Regions from separate parts of the Homo sapiens genome. Here region 2 is linked to region 1. A link is a contact called in ENCODE Hi-C data. All regions are on one chromosome and are shown on one strand. Each heading gives the region's core, a stretch centred on a gene start or an enhancer-like site at or near the end of the contact. The rest is flanking DNA. Distances are from core to core; before and after follow the strand shown. Region 1 overlaps FNDC3B (fibronectin type III domain containing 3B). Region 2 holds the start of NCEH1 (neutral cholesterol ester hydrolase 1).

The links. A loop is a pair of places that touch in the nucleus more often than their neighbours do. Pooled maps may share reads with other maps.
Region 2: a loop to region 1 is called in a pooled map, with 2.7 times the contacts of the local background. The contact joins the promoter of NCEH1 here to the enhancer-like site in region 1. A Hi-C loop is called at or near these places in 1 of 168 maps with a recorded cell type or tissue (naive thymus-derived CD4-positive, alpha-beta T cell) and 6 of 50 pooled maps.

The regions. Positions count from the first base shown.
Region 1 is chr3:172,092,225-172,098,605 of GRCh38, forward strand. The region is part of intron 1 of FNDC3B (fibronectin type III domain containing 3B); the gene reads left to right. Among named protein-coding and RNA genes, the nearest start is that of FNDC3B, 56 kb to the left of the region's middle. Within about 2 kb of position 3,172, at least 2 of the 41 ENCODE cell types and tissues checked have a DNase peak (open chromatin) inside an H3K27ac peak, as active enhancers do.
Region 2 is chr3:172,706,759-172,712,728 of GRCh38, forward strand. It overlaps NCEH1 (neutral cholesterol ester hydrolase 1), which reads right to left and starts at 4,309. Exons shown (of 5, transcript NM_020792.6): 1 at 4,089-4,309. The coding sequence starts at 4,226. RefSeq lists enhancers at 3,761-4,960, 4,090-4,359, 4,281-4,575, 4,620-4,759.

The DNA.
Region 1 (6,381 bases), core at 1,922-4,421:
TCAGCAAACCTGGAGATCCAGGAAGAGATTCAAGCTAAACGATTGACTTTTTGGCTATCAGTTAAGGAGTTCATCAAATGCCTGAGCCCCTGTCATATGCTGGACTCTACCTTGTGTTAGGTATACATTTTCTGAGCCTTAACAAAAAGATTCTTCCTTAATTTATTTAGCTTCCCCACACATTATTAAGTGGGGGAGAAAATTGCTCAATACACATTATTATGTGGATGTAAAACGTGGACTGAATGGAGGAAAGGCTGTTTGCCTGGAGTCTTTTTTGAGTATCTCTCAGAGAGGCTCATAATTTCAGGTATGGGAGAAAGTCTAGTCATTACCCAGTCCATCACCCTCCTTTCATGCATGAGGATAGGAAGACCCTAAGGATTCTCTGTAGAGGTTACTGTGAACCGTAGTAATTTTGATGTAGCTTTAAGTAGCACGACCTGGACAGAACTGTGGGTGTCCTGGAAAAGAGGAGGAGAGAATAGCAAGAGCAAAAGCTCAGCAGCGGTCTCTTGCTCCCCAGTATCAGGACACTGTTCACATGGGAGGGTTGTGTAGGGCAGAGTAGGAAATACATTAGATTTTTTTGTTTTGTTTATACAGTGTCTCACTCTGTTGCCCAGGCCGGAGCGCAGTGGCATGATAATGGCTCACTGCAACCTCTGCCTCCTGGGCTCAAGTGATTCTCCCACCTCAGTCTCCTGAGTAGCTGAGATTGTGAGCTGAGACTACAGGTGTGCACCACCACACCTGGCTACTTTTTTATTTTTTGTAGAGATGGCATCTTTCTATGTTGTCCAGGCTGGTCTTGAACTACTGGGCTCAAGCGATCCTCCCACCTTGGCCTCCCAAAGTGCTGGGATTACAGGCATGAGCCACTGCACCTGGCCAGAATCTTTTTTTAGAGACAGGATTGTCGCTCTGTTGCTCAGGGTGAAGTGCAGGGGCATAATCATAGCTTACTACCCCTTAAACTCCTGGGTCCTTGACCTCCTGATCCTCCCACCTCAGTATCCCCACCCCACCCAGCTAATTTTTTTTTTTTTTTTGAGACGGAGTCTTGCTCTGTCACCCAGGCTGGAGTGCAGTGGCACTATCTTGGCTCACTGCAAGCTCCGCCTCCCGGGTTCACGCCATTCTCCTGCCTCAGCCTCCCGAGTAGCTGGGACTACAGGCGCCCGCCACCGCACCCGGCTAATTTTTTGTATTTTTAGTAGAGAAGGGGTTTCATCGTGTTAGCCAGGATGGTCTCGATCTCCTGACCTCGTGATCCGCCCGCCTTGGCCTCCCAAAATGCTGGGATTACAGGCGTGAGTCACCGCGCCCGGCCCCATCTAATTTTTAAATATTTTAGAGAGTGGGTCTCTTACTGTGTCGCCCAGGGTGGTCTCGAACTCCTGGCCTCAGGCTGTCCTCCCTCTTCAACCTCCCAAAGTGCTGGGATTACTGGTGTGAGTCACTGCACCTGGAAGGAAATACACTGGTATAGCCTTTAAGGTTCAGAAAAAGATCAAAGGCAGTGCTAACTTTAGTGTACTAAGGAATCTTCTGGAGAATTTCGTGAGAATACACACTGCCTGCTCTTTCTGTTCAAAGGGAGGATATCTAGGCCTCCCTTCAGAGATTCTGGTTTAGTAGATCTAAGTGAGAACTGAGGACTCTGGATTTTTAAACAGCTGTATTGAGATATATTTCACATGTCATACAGCTCATGCATTTAAGGTGTAAAATTTAATATTTTTAGCATATTCATGTCGTTATGCAACCACCACCACTAGCAAATTCTAGAACATCGGCATTGTGTAACCACCACCACTAGCAAATTCTAGAACATCGGCATTGTGTAACCACCACCACTAGCAAATTCTAGAACATCGGCATTGTGTAACCACCACCACTAGCAAATTCTAGAACATCGGCATTGTGTAACCACCACCACTAGCAAATTCTAGAACATCGGCATTGTGTAACCACCACCACTAGCAAATTCTAGAACATCGGCATTGTGTAACCACCACCACTAGCAAATTCTAGAACATTTTTGTCCCTTCTAAAAGAAACCTCATAGCCGTTGGCAGTTGCTTCCCACCGTCAACCCCAGCCCCAAGCAACCACCAGTCTACTTTCTGTCTACATTTGCCTATTCTGGACATTTCATATAAAGGGAATCGTACATTATGTGGCCTTCTCTAACTGGCCTTTTCTACTTTGCATAATATTTTCAGGGCTCATCTATGCTGTAGCATGTATCAGTATTTTATTCCTTTTTAAGGAATGTATCCATAAAATGGATACATTTAAGCTATGCGTCCATAAAATGGATACATTTTTGTGTGTCCATTCTTCTGTTGGATGGTTTCTCCTTTTTGAGTTATTTAAGTAATGCTGCTGTGAATATCTGTGAGGAATCTGCGTTTTTAAACAAGCACCCCGCTTAATTCTGTTGCTGATAGTTCCTGCACATATCTGGAGAAACTCTAACCTGAATGGTTAGTGTTGTAGAATGACTCCCCTCACAGTGCTAAGTCCTCTGTTCCCCATCTCTTATGGGTGCTTCTGCTTGAAGAATCACTGGTCTGTGAGCGGGTGTGTAGTGGCTTAGTGGAAGTGAGGTTCCAGAACTAAATTACATGGTCTGCATGTGCAGGGTAGAGTGGACAGAAGGGACATGACAGGGACAGTAGGCAGAGTAAATGGGTCCTGTACTTTTTCAGAATCTAGTAGTGACTTGACTAGTTCCTGAACTAGGGTGTTGCTGCTGGTGGTGGTAATGGAAAGGAAGAGTCAGAGGTAACAGACTTCATCAAAGGAATACTCTCTTCAGTAATGGTGATTTTAAAATACTCGGCAATTTTTGTTTTTCATTGACTCAGACACAGTTCTGTCTAATTCTGACCTTATCTATTCCTATCATCCTGTTGTTCAAAGTAAATGTATTTTTACCAACTGTTTGAGAGAGGAAATCCTGGGATAATTAGCTGAAGGATATAGTGTAATAAAAAAATACCAAGTTTTGATATTTTGAAGCCTCTGATCTACTAGGGATGTTTAGATACAGTACAAGCCTGAGTCAGAGCTGAACTTCTCAAAGTTCTTTTTCAGACTTGGGATTCTGTGGTATATTCTGAAACTGAAAATAGCTTCTAGGAGATTCACAGTCCCCACCACCACTGCCCATTGGCGCCACTGGGCCCAAAGTGAAGGGCCTAGAACAGCTCACACCTTTTTCTGAGAGCTATAGCACAGCTTTAGAAGAGAGATTGTCGCAGCCAGTGACCCATATCGGGTACTCATAGAGAGGGGTTTTGTTTAATAGGATTACCCTTGACCAGATATCCATGATCTGTTTCACATTTTTCCGTTAGATTATTTGGCACAGATGTGATCAGATTGCCCTTAAGATGCTCTTTGTTCTGTGTACTATTTTTCCCCTCTCCTAACACAAGCATCATTAAAAAAGTCTTGGAGCATTGATACATCAAAAGATTCTTCTTTCTACCTACTTTATCAAAATCACTATGAACACTTTGGTGTATGTTCTTCTAGACTCTTTTCTTTGTTAAAAAAACAAACAAACAAACAAACAAACAAAAAGCCTAGTTTTGCACAGAGTATCACAGCGTGCACTTCCTTGTTAACCTGTTATTTCCCCCTACAAACAATGTGTTGTGAACACCTTCCTATGTTAGCAGATTGATTTCTACAGCATTTAAAATTGGCTGTAGAGTTTTGCATTGTATGGATAAAATACCTTCCAAGTTTTCACTGTTTCATACTGTGATGTATGTTTTCATACATTGTTCTAAAATATCTTAAGCCACATCGTACATATTGCCAGTTTGGTTCTCTGTGAATTTTACTGGTAACAATACAACCTAGATGCTCAGGGTTAATTAAGTATTCTGGGGCAAAGTGCCATTGAACCTGGTTCCTGGTACATACATTCATTCTGATTATTGGTTGGGATAGGTTTATAGTTGTGAAATAGGTGCTACAGACAGTTAACATAAAACATCCTGTAGCTCTCAGAAGATAGAAAATGCACCCTTTAACTTTCAGAAACTTGCATACCTATAAACGTAGAAACAAGGAATTGCATTTTTATTAATTCATGGAATCCAGTCTTCATAATGGATTTAAATAATTCTATTTAAAATATGTGCACACAATCTAAAAGCATTTTGTCATTGTAGCCTAATATCATATAAAAAGAAATTGTGCCTCTGAGTGCACAGTGGACATACCTGTTGTATCATCTGTTTTTCTGGTTTATTGCCATCTTTCTGCCAGAGTCCAGGACCCTAGAGGAGAATTTCACCATCTTCTCTGAAGTAAAATGTGATTTAGGAACCAGCTTGCTTATTTTTTAAAGTAATGAGTATCACTGTTATGTATCAAAAATAAAAAAATAGGCAGATTGATTATAATCTGTAGCCCCTTACTGTAAATTTCAAATAGAAAAGCAAGATTGAGAGGAAATACATCATCATTTTAACAGTGGCTATTTTTGAGTGGTGAGATTATGAACAATTAAACTTTCTTCTTGCTTTTCTGTATTTTCAGATTTCTAGAGTGAACATGTATTATACGCTATAACGCATAGGAATGTGGGAATAAAAATACGGGCCAAATATTTTTAAAAGGTATGGGATGAGGGCGGGTGGGCTGGAAAGAACCCATAAAGATAAGAGTGGGTAGTTACTTTTCCACTGTTAAAGAATGAGGCTTGCCAGCTCCTAAGGAAATCTCTGACCCCACCCTGTACTTTTCAAGCAAGAGCTTTTGAAGTCTTTTGTGCTAGTTAGAGACTAGCATAGTTAGTACAGCTAAGTAAGTATGTAACAGATTCTATTATTAGGTTTATCTTTGCTGATTCCCATTTGATTGACAGCGAGTTCTCCACCCAGAAAGTTTGATTTATTTTGGCAGTTGGAAGAGGATTTTATGGAGCACTTGTTATCTAAAAAAAGTAAGGCTGTGGAACCTGCTTCCCCCACCCCTCTTTTTTAGCTGTTTGGGTTGGTCCTAGTGAGCATGCCTAATCTAAGGATTACTCAGCAAACATGACCTTAGGGCTGGTTTTGTAAATGTTACCAAATCTATTACTTAACCACAGATGTTCTTCCATTGTTGTGTCCCACAGCCAGAGTAGAATGGTGACGATTAGTTCTGTGAGACTTGGATAAAACCTGTATTCTTTAGGTCTCTTTGTATGTGGTGGTTTGAAAGTATTTCCTCACAAAAATTTAAACAATCACATGGTGCAAAGTAAATTGAATTATGTTTTCTTAAAAAAGTTAACTTATATCATTATACAAATTATAGATGCTCATTGTAGAATATTTTAAAAAATATAGCAAGTTCAAAAGAAAAATACAACTTATTCGTTATTCTATTATCCATAAGTTAAGCATTAACATTTTGGTTCTATTTCATTTCAGTCTTTTAAAAAATTGTGTATACATATATAATCTGACTGTGTAAATTGCACTAAGCATTCTATTGTGAACACTTCCTCATAGTCTGGTTTACTTTTTCTATGTTGTAAAAGCAACTTCCTGACACTAGTAAATGGTATTATTTATGATGGGCATGGATACACATATCTTTTATTTTACAGCAGCTGCCTTAAGTAGACTTCCAGTAAATCCTTGAGATGTATGTATTACTTGTGATATTCTTTATTATTATACCCAAATTGATAGATTAGTAGAACTGGCAGGGGCATTGGTCATGGAATTCAGTCCTTTAATTTGAGAAATAATCCTTTGAGCTGGAGCTGCAAGAAATTTTTTTTTTTTTTTAAGAAATGAGAAAAATAAGCCAGAAGAGTTGCCCTTTGCCCAATATTATTAACTTATTTAATGGCCGTAAGATAACACTGTTGGAAGCAGCTGCCTCTTTTCTTGTACAGGTTGGGAAGTTGGGGTATTGAGAATTTAATCAACACATTTTTTTAAAGAACCAGGTTGTACTTCCTTACATGCTCAAGTATGGAGGAAAAAGCCAAACCCTGAGGCTAGTAGTTTAGTATTGAATTGCCAAAATCTATTTATTAATTTCATTTTTCATTCACCAGTTGATTTGATGGCATGTGTAAGCAGTCACCATTGTCTTGATTTCCTGCATGTACCTGTACAGAAGTCATTGTTAACATGATACTACTGACAGTACATGCTTTTCTAGTTGAGGAGTTAAAATAATTTTTTGGCTTTGCAGTTAAACACAGTGGTCGGTATTTAAGGTATTTAAGGAATCGGTATTTAAGGAATCAGTGGAGTTATGAAGTAATATTTGAAGTTTTGATTTTTTAAAAATTGCACATTCAATGTTAACACCTTTCAGTTGGCTTTGAAAAAGCAGTAGATTCTTGGGAGT
Region 2 (5,970 bases), core at 3,059-5,558, 620 kb after region 1:
CCACAGTGCTAGGATTACAGGCATGAGCCACCACACCCGACCTTCATTCGTTTAAATGGTGCTGCAAATAAAAGAAAAAAAGATTGCTCGATTTTACTTCACGTTTATTATAAGTGGCAGTGCTTTTAGACAAGTTCAACAAGTTTTTGTTTTTTTTCTTTGTCTTACGGTGCTGATGAACAAGTTTTTTAATCCTGTAAAATGTTTCCATCTTTATAGCTAGAGGTTTGCCTATATCCATCATTACTTACCATAAATTCCATCTAGAGGGATTACGGGGTCAAAAAATAAACACACTTATAAGGCTTTGATGGATATTGCCAAACTGTTCTCCAAAAACGTGGTTCTAACATACATTTTCTCCAGCAGTGTACACTTAGTATTTTAACCTGCACTGAGATTACCATTTAAAAAAAAAAATCTTTGTCTGCATAGCATTTGGAAATCAGCCTTCAGGACTTCCCCAAACTCTCTTCTTTTGTTCCTCTAGTCTCCTGCTGCCTGATCATCTAAATTACACCTCTGCCCTTCTCAGACCTACTTTTGTTTGTGCTTTTCCACTGCTCAAGTCTTATGGTGGCTTTGCTATAACACAGAAATTTGCCTAGCTAGTATTTTATCCCCTTAGGGCCAAAGTGTCAACTAATCTGATAAACTAATCCATGCTAATGTAAAAGGGCTCATTTCCAGCAACACGTATGCAATATAACACGCAGTTTAAGGAAAATATATTGTCTACAACAGCAATGCCTTTTATCTTATAGAGCAGTGGTTCTCAAGTTTTGCTGCAATGAAGATCATCTGGGGAACTTTTCGTTTTTTATTTTTATTATTATTATTTTTTTGAGACGGAGTCTCACACTGTTGCCCAGGCTGGAGTGCAGTGGCCTGATCTCGGCCCACTGCAAGCTCCACCTCCCGGGTTCACGCCATTCTCCTGCCTCAGCCTCCCGAGTAGCCGGGACTACAGGAGCCTGCCACCACGCCCAGCTAATTTTTTTGTATTTTTAGTAGAGACGAGGTTTCACCGTATTAGCCAGGATGGTCTTGATCTCCTGACCTCGTGATCCGCCCGCCTCGGCCTCCCAAAGTGCTGGGATTACAGGCGTGAGCCACCGCGCCCGGCTGGAACTTTTCTTAAACACTGCTAAGAACGTTCATCTCCCAGAGATTCTAAGTAAGTTTGGTATGTGGTGTAACCTGGGCATCAAGTGTTTTGTTTTGGTTTGGTTTGTTTTAAACAGTTCTTAGGTGATTCTGACATAGCATCTGTGTTTGAGAGGAGTCAGAGAGATCCTAAGTAGCTGCTTCTTAAGGAATATGGGGAACCCCAAGGAAAAAAAGCACAATGAACATAATCTCAATAGTCTGACTCACTGCACAAGATAAAGGACATAAAAAATGCTAAAGCATAAAGTATTTGCCAATGACAACAGAATAAACTAACATTCACATTTCTTAATGGTAGGCAGCTGATGCTGTCTTAGGAAATAGGCTGAGCTTAATCTCTCAAACAGCTTAAATTGCTTTTGTAGTTGAGCCAATCAACTCAAACTAAAATTATCTGAGTAACGAGGTTGACACCATGCAATTTATTTATTTATATATTTTTTTGAGACAGAGTTTCACTCTTGTTGCCCAGGCTGGAGTGCAGTGGCACAATCTCGACTCAACGCAACCTCCGCCTCCCAGGTTCAAGCGATTCTCCTGCCTCAGCCTCCCAAGTAGCTGGGACTACAGGCACCTGCCACCAGCCCTGGCTAATTTTTTGTATTTTTAGTAGAAAGAGGTTTCACTATGTTGGCCAGGCTGCTGGTCTCGAACTCCTGACCTCGTGATCCACCCGCCTCGGCCTCCCAAAGTGCTGGGATTACAGCGTGAGCCACCGCCCCAGGCCATGACACCAGGTAATTTAGTAGTAGCACTCCAGGTTTCAATCACATAAATTACTTCCAGTTTACATTTATTTTATTGCTTCAAAAAAGGTAAGCATTCTTATAGATGTTCCCACAATCCACAATGGACCCTTGGGGACAACTAGAAGACTCACTACAAGTACCAGGCACTTAAATACATTACTAAACCTTATAGCAAACCTACAAGGTAGTTTTTTGCCCTATTTTACAGGGAAAACTCAGGAAGATTTGAGGTGACACTGGAAAATTGCTTTATTGGGTAGAATATGTTTCCATCTGATCATAATGATCTTTCTGATATTTCACAATTTAGAGGAGAAGTGATAAGAGCCATTTTTCTGCAAATCCACTCCTGAGCCACAGTGTCAGGTGAGAACACTGGTTACCTCATCTATTGCTGACTTCAGGTTACACCCACTATCATTCCCAAGCACCACCTGAGGGTATACTCTGTGGAGGACCTTACACAGCCTTGTCCTTAATGGGCTGGCAAGCCTAGCTGGGAAAGAAAAGCTTTTCTCCAAACCTAGCTTGTCCGAGATTAACTTATGATGGAGAAGACTTCTTTGGTGACCTGAAAACTAAGAATAATCTCTGCAGCCAACACAGCAGTTTGATCTTTTTCCTGTTTTCCTCTGTTTAAGTTATTGTAGTAGACCATTAACCCACCCAGGTAAACATCACTGTTCCTCAATCTTTGAAGGGTATTACTTTCAAATTACATAATTTCATGGGGGAGGAGAGGGAATGCAAGGCTTCCTACAACAAGACTGACTTTCTTGACACCAGTGCTAAAGAAGGGGATGATCATTTTCACCATGTCAACATTATAGGAAGCAAGAGGAAAAGAAGGGGGGCAGGGGTCTATAGCTTCATAGACCTTTCCTAAGAGACAAAAGGGGCTTTGGAGGTGAGAATGTGGCTGAATTCAGGAAAAGCAAATCCACGCTAGGAATGTGCTGCAATATCCTAGTAAGGGGACTTTTCATAGGATAAAGCCCCACAGATTATGTAATCCTACACATAATGAGTGGACAGGGAACAGGAACATAAACCCTCTGGGAAAATCATGACTTTTTTAAAATCAGCTTTCTCAGGTTGAAATGATTTTTTTTCTCTTTCTCTAGTTGTCATTTCTGAAAGAAAGAGTTTATAAAAATATTCTGAGATTAAAGCCCAAGGTTGTGGGGAGGGAGGAGGCTTGGTTTTGGAGAAGGTTAGAGTTTAGATAGAGCAGGCTGCTCAGAAATACTGTCCAATCAGAGGGCTCAGCCTTGGCTGCAGACTGTAGTTTAGATTTTAGATTCTCTGACACTAAAAATAATGCCTCTTACCATGGAATAAACCAGAGACAGTTATATTTTCCTGTGTATGGAAGGAATGAACACACGCCCATGATACAGTGGAGAGAAATGTTACCCTCCCAGGTTAAGGCAGGTAACCTCGCTCAGGAAAAGGTTATCTGACAGCCAAGGACATAAAATAAATGCTGCAGGGCAAGCAGAAAACATGCATCATGCAAACCAGGGCTGCCGCCTCCTCACCTCCTTTCAGCCAGCCCAGCCTCCCAGTCCTCTTTCTTGGGCTGAGCTGAGATCTGCCTCGGGTGAAACGAGAGATCCCTATGGTTCCTCAAGTGCTTGGATGGAGAGCCCTGCCTGCTGTCTCCGGGAACGGAGCGCTCCACAGCCTGGGGACATTGCGAGACTGCCCTTGCCTGCTTCTGCTTCTAAGGTGGCTGCATTCCCAGGAACCAGAGCCTGCTTTTCCCGAGCTCTCCTAAAAATATTTATCCTCTGCCGGTCCCTATGGGAGAACGACAGTGTGAAGAAGGGTGGTTTATAAACTGCTTAAGGATTTGCCTTTTGACGTTGCAAACCAAGGAAGAGGAAGATATTTAGGACAGACGAAGGTTTAAACAGTTGTCAAATTCTATTCAAGCACTTCTTCCCCGTCACAAACGCAGACGGGGAAATGCAGATCTAGCCCGCTGCTAGCAAGGAGGCGAATGCGATACCCTGAAAATTCCCGACTGGACCACCTCAAAAAGCGACAGCCTCAATGCATTAGGAAAAACCTGCGTTTTCGTGGAACCCGGCGGAGGAATTTTGTATCCCCTTCAAATATTGCGTAAGAGGAGGAAGAGAGAAGCAGCGCTGGGCTGCACCTCACCACTTGCTGTGCACCCCGGAAAGTGGCGTCCAGCAGCATCAGCTTCCAGGGGTCGGACACGGAGCCAGGCAGCGGGATGTAGACGTAATAGGCGGCCAGCGCCACCAGGGCGGTGAGCAGGACACAGGACGACCTCATCTTGCCCTGGCTCGGCTCGCCAGCGGGCTGGCAAAGAGGAAAGGGCGATACCACCCGGAGACCTCCGGCAACTTTCTGCCCGCGGCAGCTGCTCATTCACGCGTTTCTTATAAGCCCAGGAGCCAATCAGAGGCTGCGTCGGGAGGAAGTTGGAGCGCGGACATGCCCCCTCTACGGTGTCCTTGCAAAGTGTGGCAGTCACTACAGGTTTGAGGAAGGCTCTGTCGCTGCTCTGGCCGTAGGCACAGCGGACTCTGGAGGACACTGGTTTGTACTGCATGCGTGTGAGGATGGCTTTCCTCCTGGAAGGTCTCAAACGGAAAATAGTTTCAGTGTGACGAGTCTCTGGACAAAGCAAGTGGGTCATTCTGACTCAGAGTACTGAGAAAGGATATAAAAATTCTGTTTTCTGGAGCCAGACTTGGAGTGGTTTGTAAGTTCTAGCTGATATATGGCAAAAGAAGATATTAAATTCTTCTGGCTCAAGCAATGAAAGGCCAGTAGTACATCTAGCACCCAAGTCTTGGTTTCTAAATCCTATGCTCCAATAAGAGGAACCACGGCTTTTTGACACAACCTCTGGAGAAAAGGCTGATACCAGGGCTGGGGCTGTAAAGTACAAGATGAACCTGTTGTGCCAGAGATGCGGAAGTGCTCAAAAAATGATAGGAACTGGTCAAAGGTCCACAGCTGCCAGCTTGAAGGGTCTCCCAGTGGCTGAAGCTGGGATAATTTTACCATCAATATAAATCATCATAATGGATAACCCATTGATTAAAATAAAACTCAACAATCTATATTAATATAAATAAATGAGGAAAGAAGAAAGGCTTTTCTTAAAATAGAATGCCAGCTAGTATCCATAGAAAATCATAAATGAATGCTAAAACTAGAGGGTAAAAATTTGACACAGAATTTTGGTCCTTCATCAGAAGATCTCTCCACAAATTACTACAAAGGGAAAAAATAATAACTTTTTATTGGAGAAACGTGTGGATATCACCTGAAAAATTCTTTCAGTGAGTCAATGGTAGCAGAAATACACTTAAACCCAGATTTCTTGTTAATGATTGGGGGTGAGGAGGGGTGGGTGAGTACTGAATGGGAGAGAGAAAACTTCACTAGCAAAATTTCAACCAGAAATCCAGAAGGAAAACAGTTAGAAGACCTGTTTCAAGAAAGTGGTAGGATGACAACTCCAAACTTATTGATGAAGGTCTTAAAACACCTAGTATATATAATTATGCATCTTAAGATGGTAATTTTAATTTAATCAAATTAATAGAAGTGAAATAACCATAAATTTGGTTCTGATAATGAGATTTTTAGGAAACAGTTGGCTTCTTCTTCAACATTGAAGGAAAACTGATAAGAAGGGCACACTTTCATGGTATTTCAAGCAAGTTCTCTCTCTCTTTTTTTTTTGTTTTGTTTGTTTTTGGTGTTTGTTTTTTGTTTTTTTTGAGACGGAGTCTTGCTCTTTTCGCCCAGGCTAGAGTGCAATGGCACGATCTCAGCTCACTGCAACCTCCACCTCCTGGGTTCAAGCAATTCTCTTGCCTCAGCCTCCTCAGTAGGTGGGATTACAGGTGCCCACCACCACACCTGGCTGATTTTTGTATTTTTAGTAGAGATGGGGTTTCACCATGCTGGCCAGGCTGGTCTCAAACTCCTGACCTTGTGATCTGCCCACCTCAGTCTCCCAAAGTGCTGGGATTACAGGCATGATCCACGGCACCTGGCC